Regions from separate parts of the Homo sapiens genome. Here region 2 is linked to region 1. The links are chromatin contacts, found by Hi-C or POLR2A ChIA-PET in ENCODE. All regions are on one chromosome and are shown on one strand. Each heading gives the region's core, a stretch centred on a gene start or an enhancer-like site at or near the end of the contact. The rest is flanking DNA. Distances are from core to core; before and after follow the strand shown. Region 1 overlaps HDAC4 (histone deacetylase 4). Region 2 overlaps HDAC4 (histone deacetylase 4).

Region 1 (4,148 bases), core at 1,173-3,672:
CCTCCCCTCAGGTCCAGGCCACTGCCCGGCTTCTATTCCTGCTGGCCTCGGCCCCCCGTCCACTGTCCACTGACTCCTGGGCGAGGGGGCGCCAGCTCCCCACCTTCTTCCATGCTGCCGTGGCCACCCTCTGGGGGCTGCCCTGTGCTCACCGTGACCCCTGCTTCCCAGCAGCCCCACTGCTCTAGTCCTCCAACTCCCGCTGCAGCCTCCCAGACTCTGTGCTCCTCTTCAGAAAGGGCTGCCCGTGCTTGCCCCACTCCTATCACTGTCTTCTCAAAGCTCGCTTGCTCGGCTGCCTCACAGGGGGACCCAAGGCGGCCCTGCCCTGGTCCAGCAGGCTCTGCACTCCAGCTCTCCATCCTCCGCCAGGCCCCAGGCCCACCCTGCCCCTGGCTCCTCATCCTGCCCTTTCCAGCTTGGGCCCCAGGGGCACCATCTGAACCACGATCCACACTCCTGTCCCTTGCTCCTTCTGCCCTGCAACCCCACGCCCTGCCCCAGCCAGTAGGACAATGGAGTTTCTCCACAACCAGTCCAGGCAGTGGACTGGCTCTGGGGGCACAGATCGGGGTCTCCCCCAAAGCGGGCTCCCAGGTGCCGGTTGCCAGCGATTCTCAGGAAGCCACCTCCTCTCTCAGGTCCCAGTGGGTCACTGCTGTCACGTGCTGCCTCCCATGGACGCCGGTCTCACTCCTCCTTGCAAGTTTGTGTGTCCCTGGTCGAGTTACCCAAATCCAGACGGTGTGTCTGCCGTGAGTGCAGCTTATGTGCCACTGGCAAGCACAGCGGCTGCCAGAGTGGAGGACGTGGGCCACCTGTGCTGGAAACACCTTTTGGGATGTGTCGGGGTAGCGGGCGGCCTCCACGGAAACAAGGGGGATCGCGTCTGAGCTGTGGGGGGGTCTCACTACACATAGCTGTCCATTTTGAGGCTTGAGAATAGCTATTTTTTTTCCAACGAAATTACTGATATTTCGATTTACAAAAACTCCCTTATGGGATTTTTTTCTAGAAATGAAATGAACCTTGAGAGCAGCAGAAAACTACATTTCAAAGCGATCCTCTGTTGCCCTTGCTCACTGTTTCAAGCCGCATCACCTCGCCACTCGCTCGCACTGTGCTCTGTGAACTCTCCCCCGAAGGCCTTCTTTTGCATGGCAGGTCGGCTCTCTTCAGTCCTCAGACGAACAAGCCTTTTGTGGTCTCTGTCAATTGCGTGGGCCCTGGCAGGGTTTCTTAGTATAAAATAATAGAAGTACCACGGGGGCTTCCTGACTAGCCTAAGAATTATTGAAACGTCAGGTGGGAGCGCTGTCGGAGCACAGAGGATTCAGACAAGAGTTCCAGTTTAAGTGGCTCTTATTGTGGCTGAAAAATGGCACAACATTACCAAGAGTAACGACAGGCACCAGCCTCCGGAGCACTGCTCGGTCCCTCTGCAGGGGGGCCCACTCCCATGAGGACGGCCACCGTGTGAGTGGACCCCCAGACCACGTCACTCTGGAGGGGGGCCCACCCCGTGAGGATGGCTGCTGTGGAAGTGTACCCCCAGACCACGTCACTATGGAGGTGGGTCCCCCTGTGAGGGCAGGGGCAGCTGCCGTGTGAGTGTACCCCCAGACCATGTCACTCTGGAGGTGGGCCCCTCCGTGAGGACGGCTGCCGCACGAGTGTACCCCCAGAACACGTCACCCACATCCGAGCACCACTGTGCTTGGGGTTTCAATTCCTCACCCTCCTTCCCTGCCTCCGGTGAAGAGCTGGCTCCATGCAAATCTACCGGCGATCAGACAGTCCTCTGGGCCCCCAGAGAGGAGGCCGGGGTGCTCCCCACACCCACACTTACCCGTACCAGTAGCGAGGGTCGCTGGAAATGCAGTGGTTCAGATTCCGGTGGGCCAGCGCCTTCTTTTTATTGAGGACAAATTCTTGTAACTTCATCTTCACTTCTGTGCTGGCCACGGCACCTGGCGTGGGAGAAAGCATAGCAGGGGGTGAAGTGTGGCTCTGCCCTACAGCAGCAATGCAGGGCAGCGGGGCCACAGAGGGAGGGAAGGGCTGGGGACGGCTATGCACCTTCAGGACGCTGTGGCCTCCTGAGCGCTTCCTCAAAGAACCAAGGCCGGGAGGGGTTTTAATGAGAGGTTTTCTTCCCATCAAGATTTTACATCATTGCATTCTATTTAAAATGCAGATTTAATCATCCGAAAGACTTATTGTTAGCTAACACAAAACCCACTTCTGAAGGAAGTTTTAATATTCTTACATAAAAGAACACTCTGAATTAGGCAGTGGCAGCGTGGTGGTTGCATTCTTGCTACCGCAAAGCAGAATCTAAGAGAGAAGGCTTTGTGCAAATGGATGCATCACGCAGGGACAAAGCCAGTCTCACAGGCAGGCGTGCTTCCTTCTACACCTGCGCCGACATGACGGCCGGCTCTGCTTCCAACAGCATCAAAGGGCAGCGCCTGTCCTCCCCAGCTTGGCAGCTCAGACTCAGGCAGAGTGACTGCACCAAGTGGGACCGAAGTCGAAACTGTGGTTTTCTTCCGTGGCGGTGATTCTTTTTCAAAGCCTCATTAAAGGGAACTGGCAAAAAAGGCCACTCTCACCGCCTGAACACAAGGCCTGTTAGCACGGAGGCTGCTCGCCTCAGATCTCCAATCTAACCACACAGTACTTCTATCCTTCTTACAGCACCTTAAGTATCTTCCTAGTGTTGCATAATATTCAGATAGCGTTTGTAATGGTCAAAAACACACCTTGAGGTGAGTGAAGCATGTTTACAAAACCACTTCCCGACTGGGAGACAGTTTTGGTTGTTAGAAACCACGCTGCAGTGAACATTTATGAGTGGGTAACACTGACTACCTTTAGAATTACTTGCTTAGGACATCTTGGCAAAGTGACTACATCTAACAAACTTACTATTCTAACCCTCGGCACATCTTGGTAAATTGCTGTCCAAAATATCCCTACACATAGGCCAGGCCCGAAGGCTCACACCTGGAATCCCAGCACTTTGGGAGGCTGAGGAGGGCAGACTGCCTGACCCCAGGGGTTCGAGACCAGCCTGGACAACATGATGAAACCCTGTCTCTACTAAAAATACAAAAATTAGCCGAGTGTGGTAGCATGTGCCTGTAGTTCCAGCTACTTGGGAGGCTGAGGTGAGATAATCACCTGAGCCCGGGAAGTCCAGGCTACAGTGAACCAAGACTGTGCCACTGCACTCCACCCTGCGCAATGCGAGTTTAGACCCTGTCTCAAAAGAAAAAAAGAAAAACGAAACTTCTCTACACGCTGACCCCCTGAACCACCCATCCACCTGCAGCAGGGGCAGCTGCTCCTCCTGCTGGTCCTCAAATCACCATTTGCCCAAATCCAAAAGCCAGCAGGCATCACTGTGAGGCACCCCTGAGCACCACTGGACACGCGCCGATTTCCTCTCTTGCAAGATAATTCATGTCCTTGGCTTATGTGTTCTTAGAATCTTCCGGCGATGTGCACAGTGGTGTTGTGGGTCTGTGTGTGTGTGTGTGTTTCATACTTGTATCCACTGGAGTTGCGTGGGTTTCTTATGATAATGGCTGTATCGAGAGCCTAGTATATGCCAGCCCTGGCCTGGTTCGGCCTCGCATGAGAGCTATAAATAGGTATTCTCATCCCCCGACTGTGGATGGAGAACACAAAGGCGGCCAGGTGCGCCTCAGGTGAGGTTGGCTCAGTTACCAAGTCTCATGGACGCCCTGGTTCGTGGCTCTCGGCTGCTCCGTGTGTGTGTGCATTTACCCTGCCTCTTGTTTCCTTTTACAATTTGGGTAAAATGTTCAAATGCTTGTTTTTATAAAGTCTATTTTAGTTTTTCCTTTGTGAGTTTTCCCTTTCCTTAAAACTCTGCCATTGTTCCTCCTTTCAGTGGTTAATAAGCCATCATTTTAATTTTATCCTTGGTTCTGGTGCTGGGTTTTCATTCATTTGGTTATTTGCTAAATTTTTTCATGACTCACTCTGATGGCTCAGAAATGGATTTGGCATATAAGGCTCTATGGATATTCTGACCAACTGCTAATAAATGATTAATATCATTAGAAAGATGTCTTTTCCTTGCCACCTTCATCACATACCAAATGTCTTTGCTGCCA
Region 2 (4,148 bases), core at 802-3,301, 53 kb after region 1:
GAGCAGACATTCGAGCGGCAGAATCAAGATGGTGTTGTGATCTATGATTTGACTGGATGAGGCCAGGATATCACCAAGGGAATGACTCAGTGGAAACAAGGAGTGGGCCGGAGACAAGCCCTGGGGCGCTTGGATGTGATGATGCTGGAGAGATAAGAAAAACCCACCAAGGCACCTGAGGACTGGTGGCCGGGGCGGGGGAAGGTACCAGGAGCATGTGGTGTGGTAAGGAGGTGCTTCCACCAAGTCAACACTGGTGAGAGGCCATGGGCTGAGGCCGGGCATGGAAGCTGGCAACAGGGAGTCACTGGTGACACGAAACCAGGGGCTGGCTGCTGGGAGCCCAGAGAAGCAGGGTCGACGCCCCAGAAACCTGGGCTCCCTGCAGGCCAAAGTGCCCTCCCTCATCTCACCTGAAATCAACAGGGAGGGCACCAAAGACCGTCGCCAACCTCCTCACATCTGGAGTGGGCAAGGGCTCAGGACGGGGCTGGCTCAAGGCGCAGGGAGATCGAGTTCTGCCCACCTGGACTCCATCTCTCTTCTCTGGTCAACAACATGAATGGCGGCAACACTAGGAGACATCCCCGCAGGAAATGCCACACCTCTCTCTAATCTCCAGACAGCAGACACCCCTTCCCCACTAACCAAAACAGAAACAAGACACAAAAACTTCAAAACAAGAAAGTGTGGACTGGCAAAGCTGTCTGCACCAGCGCCTCTGCACCGGGCTCCCTGGAGGACGCGGTCATCAGTTCCGCGCAGGCACTGGGGGTCTGCGAATCTTGGTTCATAAAAAATCACCCTGAATAAATAATGAACGGTGCAACCTCTCTGGAAGGCAATTTGATAATGTGTGTTAAAGTCCCCAAGTAAATATTTATGCCATTGGCTGGACTCATAAAAGTTATGATATATTCATAGAATGCACCCAAATTTATTTTAAAATAATAGGTACTTTTAACACATTAAACCCTAATTTGTTTAAAAAATCAAACATATATACTCTTCAGCATATATATGTACATGTGCTTACATTGTATATAGCTTTTACATTTTAATTAGGGCCATATTATGCATGCTTTTCCCCTAGTAATCACTGTGAGCACTTTCCACATCAATGAATATAAAAACGCACGTGTTTATATATATACACACACACACATAGATATTCACACATACTCACATATGTACATGTATATGTAGTATTTATGCGGAAGATTCCATTCAAGAACAAAAATGAAATGTTCTCACACATCTTCCCAGAGAAAAAAAAAAATAAAAGAAAAAGTCTCCAAAAAACCTTGGCACTAAGAGCTGATGTTCTCATGTTCTGACCTTAAAGACAACTGGCGATGAGGAGGAAGACGATGAGGAGGGCGCCCTACCAGCCCTGATCTTGCCCTCTCAGGACACCTGGGGACACAGGTGCTCACTGTCCACACCTGCTGCGCTGCAGACCACTAACAACCAAAACCTTCTGAAGAAGAGAAGGCTTTGTTTAACTGAGTTTTTAATTTTATGTGATGCTGAATATTTATGGTATGAACATCTGAGCCTTTGCTCTTGAACTGAATGTCCTTCCAGGAACACAGCCTCCTTCTCTGGGTGAAGCTCCACCTGCCAGACCCTCCGCCTTCACTCTGCCCTGCTGCACTCCTTCCTCCTGTGGGCTACTTGGGCCCCTGGGAACAGGACTGACCGGGAAGGGTGTGTGTCCTGCCCCTTCCCTGTGCCGGGATGGGAGTCTGGTGAGAAGGGGGTGCACAGGGGTTCCACCCGCCATACTCGGCATCTTTCTAGGCAAGTCAGAATGTGCACAGGAAGGAAGCTCTGACTAAGCTACCTCGAACTATTCTCAACAATTTCTAAATGACACAGTCCCTGGTTTGTCAGAAGAGAAGTAAGTAGCAAAAGACAGGTGACTGCATTCACGCCACTTTCCCTTCCCCCAGTGTAACCCCAAACCCCGAGCCCCCTTACAGCTCTCCTATAGAAAGGGAGCCTCCTTGGCAGACATTCTCACACCCTGGGCCATGGCAGGCTGCGGGCACTGGGCCTAAGGGTGGGCTCAGGAGGACACACCTCCGCAGGGCTCCAAAGGGGACCCGCTGGTGGCAGAGCCTGAACACAGCACAGGCGGTAGCAGGGTCTCCAGGAGCCGGCAGCATCGCTCCCGGAAGCTCTCCAAAAGCAAGAGGCCCGTCGACTCCCCTTCATGGTGGATAATCAAGCGACCAGATCTTCAAACCCAACTTTCCAAAACCTAGTGGTTAACCTAAAATTCCTCGCATTTTAAATGGAAATGGTAATGAAACTGAAATTTGGGGGAAGAAACTTAATGTATCTGTTTTCTCATTTTTCTCAGTGATAGAATCAGTAACCATTTTAAGGCTAATAACTTGATAAATGTCAGTCTAAATATATTATTTATATGTTATAAAGAGAATCACCAAAACTCAAAATAACACTGCAAGTAACAAAATCAGAAGGTTGGAGAAAAGAGACGGCAGAAAGTGTCTGTGCCGACGGGCTACTCTCTCACATCGTCTGAAGGTGCTGGAACAGGAAAGCACAGTTTAGGGAAAGCGTATGAGCTCATAAGAGTTCACACAATAAGAACTAAAAAGAGAGCACGGCCTTCCAAATCACCAGAAGGAAAAGAAACCACACACACCAGACCAAATAAAAGGTAAGAAAGCCCATATCCAAGAAGTCAAATAGGAAACAAAACAAGAAGCATTCACAACAGAAAACAGGGTCGGGCACAACAGCTCACGCCTGTAATCACGGTGCTTTGGGAGGCTAAGGCGGGAGGGGGATCGTTTGAGGCCAGAAGTTTGAGACCAACCTGGCCAACATCATAAGACCCCATCTTTCCAAAAAATTAAAAAGTCAGCCAGCAGTGGTGACACGTGCCTGTGGTTCCAGCTACTCGGAAGGCTGAGGCAGGAGCACTGCTTGAGCCTGGGAGGTAGAGGCTGCAGTGAGCCATGATCATGCCACTGTACTCCAGCCTGGGCGACAGAGTGAGGCCCCAGCTCAAAAAACAAAAACAGATAAACAGAATATAAAATTGGATGAAAATTTTAGGAGAAATATGTCCATTTTATCAACATTCATAAATAACACAGAGTCACATGAAAATTACCAGATTGGATAAAAAACAGGACTGAACAATCATTATATTAAAAACAAATCCATACTGGTACCAAAACAGAGATATAGATCAATGGAACAGAACAGAGCCCTCAGAAATAACACCGCATATCTACAACTATCTGATCTTTGACAAACCTGAGAAAAACAAGCAATGGGGAAAGGATTCCCTATTTAATAAATGGTGCTGGGAAAACTGGCTAGCCATATGTAGAAAGCTGAAACTGGATCCCTTCCTTACATCTTATATAAAAATTAATTCAAGATGGATTAAAGACTTAAACATTAGACCTAAAACCATAAAAACCCTAGAAGAAAACCTAGGCAATACCATTCAGGACATAGGCATGGGCAAGGACTTCATGTCTAAAACACCAAAAGCAATGGCAACAAAAGCCAAAATTGACATATGGGATCTAATTAAACTAAAGAGCTTCTGCACAGCAAAAGAAACTACCATCAGAGTGAACAGGCAACCTACAAAATGGGAGAAAATTTTCGCAACCTACTCATCTGACAAAGGGCTAATATCCAGAATCTACAATGAACTCAAACAAATTTACAAGAAAAAAACAAACAACCCCATCAAAAAGTGGGCGAAGGACATGAACAGACACTTCTCAAAAGAAGACATTTATGCAGCCAAAAAACACATGAAAAAATGCTCACCATCACCGGCCATCAGAGAAATGCAAATCAAAACCACAATGAGATACCATCTCACCCCAGTTAGAATGGCAATCATTAAAAAGTCAGGAAACAACAGGTGCTGGAGAGGATGTGGAGAAATAGGAACACTTTTACACTGTTGCTGGGACTGTAAACTAGTTCAACCATTGTGGAAATCAGTGTGGCGATTCCTCAGGGATCTAGAACTAGAAATACCATTTGACCCAGCCATCCCATTACTGGGTATATACCCAAAGGACTATAAATCATGCTGCTATAAAGACACATGCACACGTATGTTTATTGCGGCACTATTCACA

The links. Hi-C counts contacts between places; a loop is a spot of excess contacts on that map. ChIA-PET counts read pairs that join two places held with the same protein, here RNA polymerase II (POLR2A). Pooled maps may share reads with other maps.
Region 2: a loop to region 1 is called in a map of CD4-positive, alpha-beta memory T cell, with 1.8 times the contacts of the local background. The contact joins two enhancer-like sites. A Hi-C loop is called at or near these places in 2 of 168 maps with a recorded cell type or tissue (CD4-positive, alpha-beta memory T cell and endothelial cell of hepatic sinusoid) and 7 of 50 pooled maps. POLR2A ChIA-PET finds 5 or more read pairs at or near these places in 4 of 52 experiments (MCF 10A, OCI-LY7, WTC11 and 1 more).

The regions. Positions count from the first base shown.
Region 1 is chr2:239,161,954-239,166,101 of GRCh38, forward strand. HDAC4 (histone deacetylase 4) reads right to left here. Exons shown (of 27, transcript NM_001378414.1): 6 at 1,850-1,970. Among named protein-coding and RNA genes, the nearest start is that of HDAC4-AS2, 30 kb to the right of the region's middle. Within about 2 kb of position 2,423, at least 5 of the 41 ENCODE cell types and tissues checked have a DNase peak (open chromatin) inside an H3K27ac peak, as active enhancers do.
Region 2 is chr2:239,215,048-239,219,195 of GRCh38, forward strand. All of the region lies in intron 3 of HDAC4 (histone deacetylase 4), which reads right to left. Among named protein-coding and RNA genes, the nearest start is that of HDAC4-AS2, 23 kb to the left of the region's middle. RefSeq lists enhancers at 1-59, 60-758. Within about 2 kb of position 2,052, at least 4 of the 41 ENCODE cell types and tissues checked have a DNase peak (open chromatin) inside an H3K27ac peak, as active enhancers do.